Linked DNA regions of Homo sapiens: all the other regions are linked to region 1. Evidence: chromatin contacts called from ENCODE Hi-C or POLR2A ChIA-PET data. All regions are on one chromosome and are shown on one strand. Each heading gives the region's core, a stretch centred on a gene start or an enhancer-like site at or near the end of the contact. The rest is flanking DNA. Distances are from core to core; before and after follow the strand shown. Region 1 overlaps PRKCE (protein kinase C epsilon). Region 2 overlaps ATP6V1E2 (ATPase H+ transporting V1 subunit E2). Region 3 overlaps EPAS1 (endothelial PAS domain protein 1).

The links. A loop is a pair of places that touch in the nucleus more often than their neighbours do. ChIA-PET counts read pairs that join two places held with the same protein, here RNA polymerase II (POLR2A). Pooled maps may share reads with other maps.
Region 2: a pooled map shows a loop between it and region 1 (2.4-fold over the local background). The contact joins two enhancer-like sites. A Hi-C loop is called at or near these places in 1 of 168 maps with a recorded cell type or tissue (mammary epithelial cell) and 2 of 50 pooled maps. POLR2A ChIA-PET finds 5 or more read pairs at or near these places in 2 of 52 experiments (GM12878 and HEK293).
Region 3: a loop to region 1 is called in a pooled map, with 4 times the contacts of the local background. The contact joins two enhancer-like sites. A Hi-C loop is called at or near these places in 1 of 168 maps with a recorded cell type or tissue (chondrocyte) and 4 of 50 pooled maps. POLR2A ChIA-PET finds 5 or more read pairs at or near these places in 1 of 52 experiments (activated T-cell).

The regions. Positions count from the first base shown.
Region 1 is chr2:46,061,707-46,065,677 of GRCh38, reverse strand. The region is part of intron 10 of PRKCE (protein kinase C epsilon); the gene reads right to left. Among named protein-coding and RNA genes, the nearest start is that of EPAS1, 230 kb to the left of the region's middle. Within about 2 kb of position 2,099, at least 6 of the 41 ENCODE cell types and tissues checked have a DNase peak (open chromatin) inside an H3K27ac peak, as active enhancers do.
Region 2 is chr2:46,533,440-46,537,410 of GRCh38, reverse strand. ATP6V1E2 (ATPase H+ transporting V1 subunit E2) reads left to right here. Exons shown (of 5, transcript NM_001318063.2): 3 at 708-800; 4 at 1,484-1,598. Among named protein-coding and RNA genes, the nearest start is that of RHOQ, 7.1 kb to the left of the region's middle. Within about 2 kb of position 1,855, at least 7 of the 41 ENCODE cell types and tissues checked have a DNase peak (open chromatin) inside an H3K27ac peak, as active enhancers do.
Region 3 is chr2:46,333,541-46,337,511 of GRCh38, reverse strand. The region is part of intron 1 of EPAS1 (endothelial PAS domain protein 1); the gene reads right to left. Among named protein-coding and RNA genes, the nearest start is that of EPAS1, 38 kb to the right of the region's middle. Within about 2 kb of position 2,036, at least 25 of the 41 ENCODE cell types and tissues checked have a DNase peak (open chromatin) inside an H3K27ac peak, as active enhancers do.

The DNA.
Region 1 (3,971 bases), core at 850-3,349:
CAGATCTTGATTAGGAAGATAAAGCAAAGACCAACCAGAAGTATGTAATTTTAGAACAGGAAAGTCGATCTGAAAAGTAATTTCTCTAAATTTAGTTACAGTAGCTCTTATCTGAACTGTGGTCCTTACACACCAATAACTTTTGGCTATTCAGATGAGAAGAACAACAAATTTTTTACCAAAATTGTTGTGTTCTTTTTCTGACTCAAGCTTAACCGGACAAATGAGAAGATGGAAGGGCTACTGGTGGAGTCAGAGAAATTCTTTACGTGAAATGACGTCTGCTTTTACTTGTTGGGAAACAGATTATTTTAAGAGAATATTAGAAACTATGACAAACCCCAAAACTGTTTCCCGTCAGAATTCTTGGAGGAATTGCTTAGTTTACCCACAGACACACTCCCTGGCCCCTGAATACTAGATAAACAGCATTCTTTCAAGATACAGGTCTTGAACAGTCATTTTCCCCTTTTCTCTTAATAGCAGGCTTTTAGGTTTAAACTATCCAGAAATTACATTACCACCCATGTCTCCTCCTCCTTTACCTGTTTGCAGAAAAGAAGCTTGGTAAATTATTATCGTATAATCTGTGATGCCAGCGCTGAAGTGTGGAATAATTTAAATATTTTGAAGGGTCGAGGATGTACAGGGTCAAATAACTTAAGAGCATGGCTTCTCAAGCTAGAACATGAAAAATTTCTCTTCTTCTAGTTGAAAATGGGGAGCCACATCTACAGAAAGCTTGGGCTTGGTGTTGGCAACAATGGGGCCTCCCCTTTCCCACTGCCCCAGTCCTTTTCTCCCCACACCCACATGAAAGGACGATACATTCCACAGGCCATGGATGAGCATCAAGTAGCAAAATTCTATAAGACTAAGAATCCCCCAGAAAGAGCCCAAGAGAATTACCAAAAAAACTTCTGTAATTTTGCCTCCAGTCCTAGTTTATTATATGTTACCAGTTTTAGGCCAATGAGGCATTTTCCAACTTCCCTAGTTCGTACTGTCACCAAAATCAGAGTCTAACTATGCTTAGAAAATGCTTCTTTGTATCTCCCTAATTCTTCTTCTATCTAATCTACAAAGGAGATAATATTCAGTCAGACTCTGCTTCTGGTGCAAGCTGCTGATGAAAATCTAAATCCCTCATGCTATGATTTAAGCAGTTATTGCCAAGACTGTCCTTTCTATTACCATCTAATATCATTTATTAAAGAAACCATTAGTGCAAGGAAATCTGATTAATTTGGGATTGCCAATTACTGAGAAGTGAATCATTAACAAATTCATATGAACTTCATTTGCAAATAGAGAACTTTTGAGTGTCGAAGGAGAACGACTATATTTTTAAGGGCAGTTAACAATTTTCTTTTTCTTTTTTTTTTTTTTTTTTTTTTGAGACAGAGTCTCACTCTGTCACCCAGGTGGAATGCAGTGGTATGATCTTGGCTCACTTCAACCTCCACCTCCCAGGTTCAAGCGATTCTCCTGCCTCAGCCTCCTGAGTAGCTGGGATTACAGGCACGTGTCACCATGCCTGGCTAATTTTTGTATTTTTAGTAGATACAGGGTTTCACCATGTTGGCCAGGCTGGTCTTGAACTCCTGACCTCAAGTGATCCGCCCACCTCGGCCTCCCAAAGTGCTGGGATTACAGGTGTGAGCCACTGTGCCCGACCAGTTAACCATTTTCATAGACAGTAAAATACTGTTAGCAAATGAAAGATGTGAGGCCTAACACCTGATGATAGTCAACAACTCTTCGGGCTCAGAGAGGACTGGAATTCTGTGAAGTCATTAGAAATGAATACTCCACCCTTCTCTCAGGTTATTGAATAATCTGTATCTTAAATGACTTTGATAGGAAAATGCTACTCCAATTTAGCCAGAAGAGGAGTCGCTGGTAAGGAGTTGCTGGTAAGGATTTTTACCCCAGAAGGAAGTGGCGATTGGTCTAGCAAAACACTGTAAATCTTTTCCTGCCCCTTGCAAGATGGTCACAGTTGCGGAATTCTCTGCCCTGGGAGCATGCTTGACTTCCATTTTCAAATACAAGGGAAAACAAACAAACTCGAGCTGCTTCACAGAGCCTCAAATAGCTTTTTCCAAAGATGGGCGCCATCCCCCATCAGGTGGGTTTTTGAGGGCCCAGACCACAGAAACCATCTGGGAGTCTGTGCTCAAAAGTTCAGAACAATCCAGAAATTATTTCAGCTGTTTTCATTTTATAAATAAAACAAAAACACCAAGTAGGAACAAACAAACACATGCTTCCATGCGTCTATTTTTAAAAGAAAAGACAGCTCCGCCCCGACTTTTTTTTTTTTTTTCTGTTCAACTTCAGGCTCTTACACATAAAAGTATAACACAATGCTGGAAACTGAAGCAGTTCCAAATTTTCTCCTCCTAGAATATCACCTAGCTATCTAAGCCTAAAGCATTTTAGGTCCTTTGTCTCCTCTTTCTGGCCCTGGATCAACGGAACATAATAACCAGTTGCTATTTCATCAACATCCCCAGGGTCCAACCTTGGCCCACTCAGCTCTGCCTTTCCAACAATCATCGCCCTCTCGTGGCAAAAGCTGTTAACTGCAAGCTACTTAGCAAGTTGACTGCAGATGGAGAATAAAATGATCAGCTTGCCCACTCTGCTTTCTTTCGTGATTTCTAAGAATGCACTTAAAATGAGAAAACTGGAAGATTTGTATGTAATTGATTTAAGTGTAGGAAAACCTACATTAATAAGCTGAGGCCGGGCGCAGTGGCCCATGCCTGTAATCCCAGCATTTTGGGAAGCTGAGGTGGGAGGATCACTTGAGCCCAGGAGTTTGAGACCAGCCTGGCCAACATAGCGAAACAACGTCTCCACTGTAACTACTCAGGAGGCTGAGGCAGGAGAATCGCTTGAACCCCGGAGGCGGAGGTTGCAGTGAGCTGAGATGGTGCCACTGCACTCCAGCCTGGGCCACTGAGCGAGACCATCTCAAAAAAAAAAAAAAAAAAAAAAAAAGGCTGAGCTTTTATACCCTTCAACTCCTACTTAAAAGAATATTGGGGGTGAAGTGGGGGAGGGTTGGTCAATGCATAAACACAGAAAGCAGATTGTTACTGCATTGCAAAGAGCCCCTTAGGTATCACTCTGTCGAACTCTCCTATTTACCTATTAGTCTTCATAGTTTGTGTCTAGTCCTAATCCCCGGGGATGGTTTTAGAATCACAAAAGAGTGTTCTTGGCACACTGGGCTTCTCATGGCTTCCTAAGGGGCACACTTTGAAAGAGAGTCTGACTAATTTGAGTAGGACATATCTGCCCAGGGAGCACCCACAGGGATGACCTGTCACCAGAACACACAAACGACCTCATGCACCGGGCCAGATTTTGTTTCTGAAAGGCTAAAACCCTATCCTCAACAAAAGAGTAGGGGACATGTCTATCGTATTCATTCCCATGCCCCCAGCATCTGACACAGGGCTTTATATCCAGCAGGAGGGCAAGAAATACTTAATGTATGCATGAGGCTGGGTGTGGTGGCTCACGCCTGTAATCCCAGCACTTTGGGAGGCTGAAGCAGGTGGATCACCTAAGGTTAGGAGTTTGAGACCAGCCTGACCAACATGGCGAAACCCTGTCTCTACTAAAAGTACAAAATTAGCCGGGCGTGGTGGCACTTGCCTGTAATCCCAGCTACTTGGGAGGCTGACACACTAGGATCTCTTGAACCCGAACCCGGGAGGCGGAGGTTGTAGTGAGCCGAGATTGTGCCACTGCACTCCTCCTGGGCGACAGAACGAGACTGTTGCAAAAAAAAAAAAAAAAAAGAAAAAGAAAAGAAAAGAAAAGAAAAGAAAAGAAATACTTAACGTATGCATGAGTGACAGCGAGATGCTGAATGGGTCTTCAGGAAAGCAAACACCGTGCTCATCTCCAGGGTACTTTGATTTCCAGTCCTGATTTCTCCCAGGAACTAGGGG
Region 2 (3,971 bases), core at 606-3,105, 470 kb before region 1:
TTAGCTCAACTTAGTTCATCCCTGAACCAGTCATGGTGGGTAGTAAACTGTCAGGTGACTGTTGCCTTAGGCCTGGGCTACTGTCCATCCCTAAAACCATCACTATGGCAAGGAGTTGGGACTATCCTAATTGGGCATATCAGCCCTGCCCCCACAGGGGCTGGGGTTTCACACCTACCCAGGTTCTGTGGTTTCTGCACAGTGGGTGACAAGTCTGGGGGAATGCATGCTGAGGAGGCAACCAGCAATATACATCTACATTATTGCCTAAGGGTCAACGTTCCTAGGCCTTCCCCTGGCTACACTGGAAATAAAGAATTTTAGGAGAGGCCAGGCAAAGTGGCTTATACCTGTAATCCCAGCACTTTGGGAGGCCGAGATGGGAGGATCAGTTGAGGTCAGGAGTTTGAGACCAGCCTGGCCAACATGGTGAAACCCCATCTCCGCTAAAAATACAAAAATTAGCCAGGCGTGGTGGCGGGTGCCTGTAATCCCAGCTACTCGGGAGGCTGAGGCAGGAGAATCACTTGAAACGGGAGGCAGAGGTTGCAATGAGCTGAGATGGTGCCACTGCACTCCAGGCTGGGCGCCAGAGCAAGACACTGTCTCAAAAAAAAAAAAAAGAAGTTTAGGAGAGAGGCAAATGTTAAGAGGAGAGGAAGATGAGATGGCTCCAAATCTAATCTGTGATTTGTTCCAAATTTCAGGTGGATTGTCAATACAGGAGTCCATACTGACTGAATCCCTAATTTTGGCCTGTATTCTTCTCCCTCTGTGAACCATCTTCTTAGAAGTCACTGGTAAGGAGATAAAATGATGGGCATTCTTTAACACTGGTGCTGCCCTGCTGTTATGTTATGCTTCTTCCCACCACAATGCCCAGAATCCTCACACTGCAGCCTCTTCACTCCCCAGGGTGCCTGTTGGCCTTCCCTGCAGCATCCTGCCACATGCCCTACCTACCCCTATCCCTATTTTTCTCCCTGCCACTAAAACCTCCCATTGGCACCCTCTTCTCTTTGCACTCCAGTGTAGGTACACTGCAATGAGTTAAACACCACAGCAATTTCTTAAAGGTCACTGGTTCCTAATGATCACGCTGATAAATAAATCCAGTAGGATTGGTTTGCCTGGTTTTCATTCCCAGTTAGAATGTACATAGATCTCTTTTTCTAGTTGATTACATACCAGAAACTCAGAAGAATGGCCCAGCCTCTGAGAACTTCGGCTCAAGCGCTCTTAATGTTTTGCCATTTTCATTTCTAACTGTTTTCTGCTGCAACCTAAGGTCAGGAGACTAGTCATTGTGACTGATGGCATCACCACCCATTGCTGAACTATAGGAAAGGACATTTCCTTAGAGGTTGCTGGTATGGAATACTCATATGATTTAGGAGTGGTCTCCTCTCATAGGCTCCAAAGGAGGCTAGATCACAGATCCCTCCTCCAAAAATGAAATTAATGATTTTATTTTATGTTTCAGAACCAAGAGTGCCAGAAAACCATCCCAAGACTCACACAGAGTTGTTCTTCCATAGTGGATGTTTTGGCCACTGGACATCAGAACCACATTTTGGGTTTGAAGAATCTTCTACATGGTGAGCCTTGGTGGGAAGAAAAGAATATCCCTTCCTTATAGAAGCTGAAATTACAGACTCTTGCTTTCCTTGTCAGACTTAAAAGCTAGTGTAGCCAGAGTTAAATACAGGGCACATTGTCTCTGGAGGCTGCAGCTTTAGTGGTGGGTACACAGTTCAGTTCCTGACCCAGGAAGTGGCACATCAGGGCAGGCAGTGGTGTTGGTTGTGGTATAATTGAGTTCCTGGTTCAGAAGTGACAACTGTACACATGAGTTGTCTAGGGTTTGGTGAAAGCAATGGTATTGAAAGTGGTTTTCTCATCAAATTAGTTCCTGAGTCATGTGTCGGACACTGTTTCTATCTTGAGCAGCTTCTCTAGCCTTTCTAAATCCTGTGACCTGCCTGTGATCCTTTTAAGATTTCTTTCTGTTTAATCAGCCACAAACAGCTTCTGTTGCTTGCAACCCAGGCTCCTGAGAAGAGACTGGAGAAGCAGATCACTTTATTAATGTGCTTCATGTAGAGGGAGTAGAGATTTCCACCTCTACCATACCCAAATAACTGGTATTGGCTGTACCTTTCTAATGTGAGCAACTTTAAAATTGAACAGAATATATGAAACCTCTCTTTTCAGACATTGAACAGCATGTAGCACAGCACCGTGATTCCTGAAAGTAGGGAACAAATGGGGCAAACCCTATCACTCTAACTTTCTGCTGAAAAATGCTGTCTAAATTGCAGCACAATGAGGGGGAACCCAAGCAGAGCATAGTGGTCTTGCTGAGTTGAGGAGATAGTTGAGCAGACTTTTCAAGGCAGAGTATCAGAAAGGAGAGAATATAACAGCAAAACAGGCTCCTGGAATCCCTGTGAATCTGTTGCTGAATACTAAGCTGCACATGCATAAGGTGAAACTTCACAGTGCGATGCAAAGAACTACTGCGGAGCTGTGAGCTGATTGGTTCCCAGGGCTCACTGGGCAATGTTTGAGTTTCAACTCGCCAATGTGAAGAAACCTTGCTGACTGTCCAGGGAATTCAGTAGAAATCCCAAAAGGGTAAGGCATTAGGAGAAGGGCTAACTAAGCCGAAAAGTGAGGTAACTCTAGACTTCCTCCAACAAGGTTTAGAAAGCAGCCTCAAAAAGAGGAAGTTCATCCGCTACTACCGTAACTGCCAGCCAAAACAAATTTTACCATTTTTAAAACAACAAAATACAGACATTTAACAACATTAAATTCAGAATGTTAAAAATACTAGATATGCAAATAAGTAGGCAAATAGAACCCAAAATCAGGAGAAAAATCATTTAATAGAAACAAACCCCAAAATGACAGAGATAATAACGTTAGCAGACAAGGACTTAAAAAATTAAAATAAAACAAGGATTTAAAGGAAAACATGAACATAGTGAAGAAAAAACTGGAAGATATAGAAAATAACCAAATGGAACTTCTGGAGCTAAAAAATACAACACCTGTAATGAATAATTCAGTGGCTGAACTTAACAGTAGGTTAGACATTGTGGAATGAAATATCTGTGACACTGAAGACATAGCAATAGAAACTGTCCCAATTAAAGCAGAGAGAAAGGAAACAAAAGAAACACAGAAACACAGAGCCTCAGTCACCTTAAGATGATATTAAAAACTGGAGTCCTCGAAAAGGATTAACGGTGATGATTTGAAGGCCAAAAACAAGTCCCAAATTTCATGAAAATTGTAAACGTATAGCGCCAAGAAGCTCAACAAATCCAAAGTAGGAGAAAAACAAAGCAAACCATATCAAGCGAGGCACTTTGTAATTAAATCACTGAAAACCAGTAATAAGTAGAAAAAAATTAAAAGCAGAAAGAGAAAAAAAGACACATTTTATACAGGGAACAAAGACAGATATAATTGCAGACTTCTCTTCAGAAATAATGCAAACTAGAACTTAATGAAATCGCGTCTTTAAAGTGATAAAAGAAAAAGAAAGCACTGTCAATCTAGAATTCTATATCCACCAGAAATATTCTGTAAAATTGAAGGTAAAATAAATGTTTGTCAGACAACAAAAGGCTTAAAGTTTTTTTTAAACCAGAAGATCTTCAATACAAGAAATACAAAATAAAGTTCCCGAGGCAGAAAAAACATGGTACCACATGAAACCACTGACCTACACAAAGAAATGAAGAGCACCAGAAATGGTAAATATATGGGTAAATATGAGACATTTCTTTCTCTGTTACAAAATTCCTTTAAAACATAATTGACCTTGGCCGGGTATGGTGGCTCACACCTGTAATCCCAGAACTTTTGGAGGCTGAGGCAGGTATATTGCTTGAGCTGGAGAGTTTAAGACCAGCCTAGGCAACATGGCAAAACCCCATCTCTACAAAAAATACAAAAAT
Region 3 (3,971 bases), core at 787-3,286, 270 kb before region 1:
CGGCATGAAGCAAACTCCGTGGGGCAAGTGGGGAGCAGTTTCCCGCCCCACTTCAGTCTCTAGGGGGGACTTAGCTACTGCTGCTGCCCCTCCCACTCCCTGCCTGGAATATACTCTCTCCATCTCCCAGGCCTGTCTGAATTAGGCTCATATTTCAAGATCTCCCATGCATCCGTTTCCCTAGGAAAGCCTCACCTGCACTGACTTCTCCTCCAAGTCCCATTTCAGAGGTTACACACGCACGATTTGGCCCTGTGTTGCTCTCCTTGATTTCACTTCTGTGGCTTCTGTCTCCCTAACTAGACCACATACTCTTCAGGGAAAGAACCCCACACCTGTTCTTTTGGTGTCCTCTAAAGCATCAGTAGTACAAAGTGGTACAAACTGGAGACATCGGATAAAAACCACGTCAATGACTTCAGTTCTGTGGATTCCTCAAAGCTGCTCACTGTTCTAGATCTTTCCTAAGAATTCTAACCCGGCTCTTAATTAGAATAGACGGTTTCCATCTGGGAAGAGTCACCCTGCGGACACTCAAGGTGTGTGTGTCTGTTGGTGTTTTGTCACCTCTGTGAATCAAATCTGGGGTCTGAACTAGTGCTGCTGACAGCTGCCTGTGGAGTCACCCAGAGCAGCACTTCCCAACCTTTGCTGTGGCCAGGAATCACCCAGGGATCTTGTTACAGTGCAGGCTCAGTAGGATCTGGGCTGAAGCCTGGGATTCTGCCTTCCTAACAACCCTCAGAGGATGCTGATTCTACTAGTCTGTGACCTCACACTTTGAGTAGAAAGAGACCCAGGAACACGTGCGATCTTGAGACTGAAGATGCCATCTGGCAGGGTTAGTGCTGCCTGCTGCCATCCTAATCTGAGGCACGTAAAGTCCAACAAGTCCAATCTTCTCTCTGGCCAGGAAGAATCCTGTTCTCTTTGTAGCTTTCTTTATGGGATTTTACTAAGCCCTACATTAATGTCCCTCTCCTCCTTCAAGTCTTCCCTACCTGTATCATTTTATTCCTTCCTATTTCTTCAAAACCCACCCCTTAGGACCAGCCCAAGCCCTACTTCTTCCAGCAGTGTCCCTGGCCCCTTAGCAACATTCTCCAGGGTACTTCCTGCCCACACTACTCATAGGCCCTTATTAAAGGCCTCCCTGTCTTGGTGGCTTTTCTATGCAAACGTTCTACTCCTATAACTGTGCTGTAAGTACCAGGGGAAGGGCACAGACACAACATCTTCCACTTTCGTGTATCCTTCAGTGGAACCTGGGCTAGGGCAGACAAACTGGGTAAATATTTGCTGATTGTGAAAGACAATCAAAAATGCCCTTTGCTCTTTTCCTTTCCCTCTCAAGGAGGAAAGAAAAAGTGATCCCAGCTGCCTTGGCCTCCATCCCCAGCCCAGCCTTGCTCCTCTCCCAGGCGCTGCAGCTGGGGCGGCTTAGATTTTATTTCGCTCTCTGCAGCTCCTCTTCCCTTCAGTGAAGAGTTAAAGCATCGGGAAGGCTCCTTCCCACTTGGAAATCTCCATTTCCTCCTGCAGCGTGAACAAGAGAACTCTATGGACAGAGGCCGAGTGAGCCAACTGCGCAGGGAGTGAACTCACTCTGAATGGGGCTGTTCTAACACCCGCCAAGTCAAGTCATTAAGATGCCATCCCCGAGGTGCAGCCCCCAGCGTCACCTCTGGATATCCATATCCTCAAGCCCGCCGGCAGAAAGGATGAATGGTGAGCACAGAGCTGGTGAAAGCAAGCTCTTTCATGAGCAGGGCGTGAGAGGACCTCTCCGGCTCCTCTTAAGGTGGGGGTGGGGCGCTTCGGAGTAGAAGTCGTTCCTCCTCTCTCCCACTGCCTCCTCTACCACACCGAACTAAAATTAACCCTCAAATTTACAGGGAGTTACCCAAAAGATTGCTCCACAAAAGGCAACCAAGAAGGGGGCTGGGTAATAACATTAGAAAAAATATCTGCAATGCCAAAAATAATCACTGTGTCATGAGAAAACAGAGCTGGACTGCCTCAGAGGCCAGCACTGGGTATATACAGGAAGGAGGGGGCAGAAATTCCCCTGGCAGTGTCGTCAAACATTCTGGATGGAAAAAGGCGGGTGGGGGGCGGGGGTGCACATAACCGGGACAGACAGTTGTCAGAACTCTTTTCAAGTACAGAATATGATTTTAAGGGTCAGTTCTCTCTTCTTTATTTCAGACACTTTAATTTCAAAGAAAACATTTGTTTAGACTTTTAATCAGGACTGATGCTTGATCACATGCTAATAGTGAAATATCCTAGGATCTGCCTTACTAATCCCAACATGTTGCCAGAACTTCTGGTTCCTGGAATTTAAAGTATTTCAAAACAGCAAGAGAAGGGGGAGAAAGCACGGGATCCCTCACTCTCCTACCCCCATCCTCATAACCCCTTCTCCCCTCCCTATTAAAAAAAGGAAAGCAAAGAAAGAGGAAAAGTGAAAGAGGAGAGAGCTGGTAGAGAATCTGTCCTGGGCTTCCTTTATAAAGAATCCTGATCTGAGGCCTGTTCACATGGTCACATGTCTAGTATTGTGGGATCTGATTCATGCCACAGCGCGAACACTTGCTTTCCCCCAATTCTGCCCTCTCTTGCTCTGATGAGAAGTGAGATGTCTGCGCACATTTCCATTCCTTTGTAAAGAAGTCATCAAAAGCCACAGGAAATGCTAAAAGTCTTTTCCAAATTTATTATCATGCTCTCAAATAACATTGAGCAATTTGGGAAATAAAACTGTATTTTTCCCCCAGCAATGGCTTATTCCCTCTGCTCATTCAATATATATTAATGATTCTCTCTTCCTACGATGGGGCTGTGAGCAGTAGAATGAAATGTGGAACAACTATGCCTGACCTCAGGGAGCTTGCAGAGAGGTGAAGAGCCAAGTCCTGAAGAATGGGCTGAACAGTCAGGGCTGTAGGAGTTTGGGAGGAGAAAGCCTGCAAGGCTGGAGAAGACAGGGAGAACTCTGCTGGAGGTTGGCTTTGAAAGAAGAGCAGGATACAGGGAGGCAATCAGGATGGCAGAGGGATGACAAAGACACACTGGGAATGGGCAGAGGTGCCAGTGGTCGGGAGACAGGCTAGAGAACAGGGAGCAAGGCATTGAGAATCTGGGTGGGGAGAACGCATTCATTAAACAGACCTTGTTGAGTATCCATAAGGTGCCAAGCACACGAAAGGGCTTTAAACAAAAGGACAGGTAGCTAAAGTCAGATGCCCGGATAATTGCCTAGCCTGTTGTCTGATTAGTGGCTGAGGTGCCAGGTGGTGGGCAGTGCCAGAACCCAACCTCCATGCTCCTCCTGCTGGTCATGCTTTGGCCCTGCTGGACAGCAAGTGTGAGAACCCCTCTTTTCTTGGCACCAAAGCCAAGGAAAATGAAACCCTCTGTTGGAAGCTCTAAATATGGCAGCAATTCCTGGGCTGCCACAGGCTGGAGCCTCAGCTCAGTCCACAGAGACCTCCGCAAGGCATTCTTGCTGAACAGTAACTCATAAATGTTACCCATGGGATGAAAAACAAACTTCACCCAGGGCACACGCCTCCTCTGGCTCTGGTGGTGTTTTATTTATTTCCACAGACCTTAGTCCCCATCTTCTGTTTGTTTCCCTTGCCCCTCACTTTCTTTACCACTGACCAAGAATAAAATTTGAGTCAGATCTTGGGGCAAGGAACAGCTCGCCAGCCCACCACTCTTTCCCCAAAACCATTTTCAGCTTGTCGCTCCCCCATTTTAAAATGAAAATTGCTCCCCACCATCCTCATGATGAAGTCCAAGCTGGACGTGCTCCTTGAGGTCTCCCAGCCCTTTCCAAACTTAGCTCCTACGATCCTGTAGCTCCACGCTTACTCCAGCCAGACCACACTATGCCCTGCCACCCCCAAACTCCGCACCCCTTTCTGCTGCCCAGCCATGTCCCCAGTTGATTTGTTCCACCT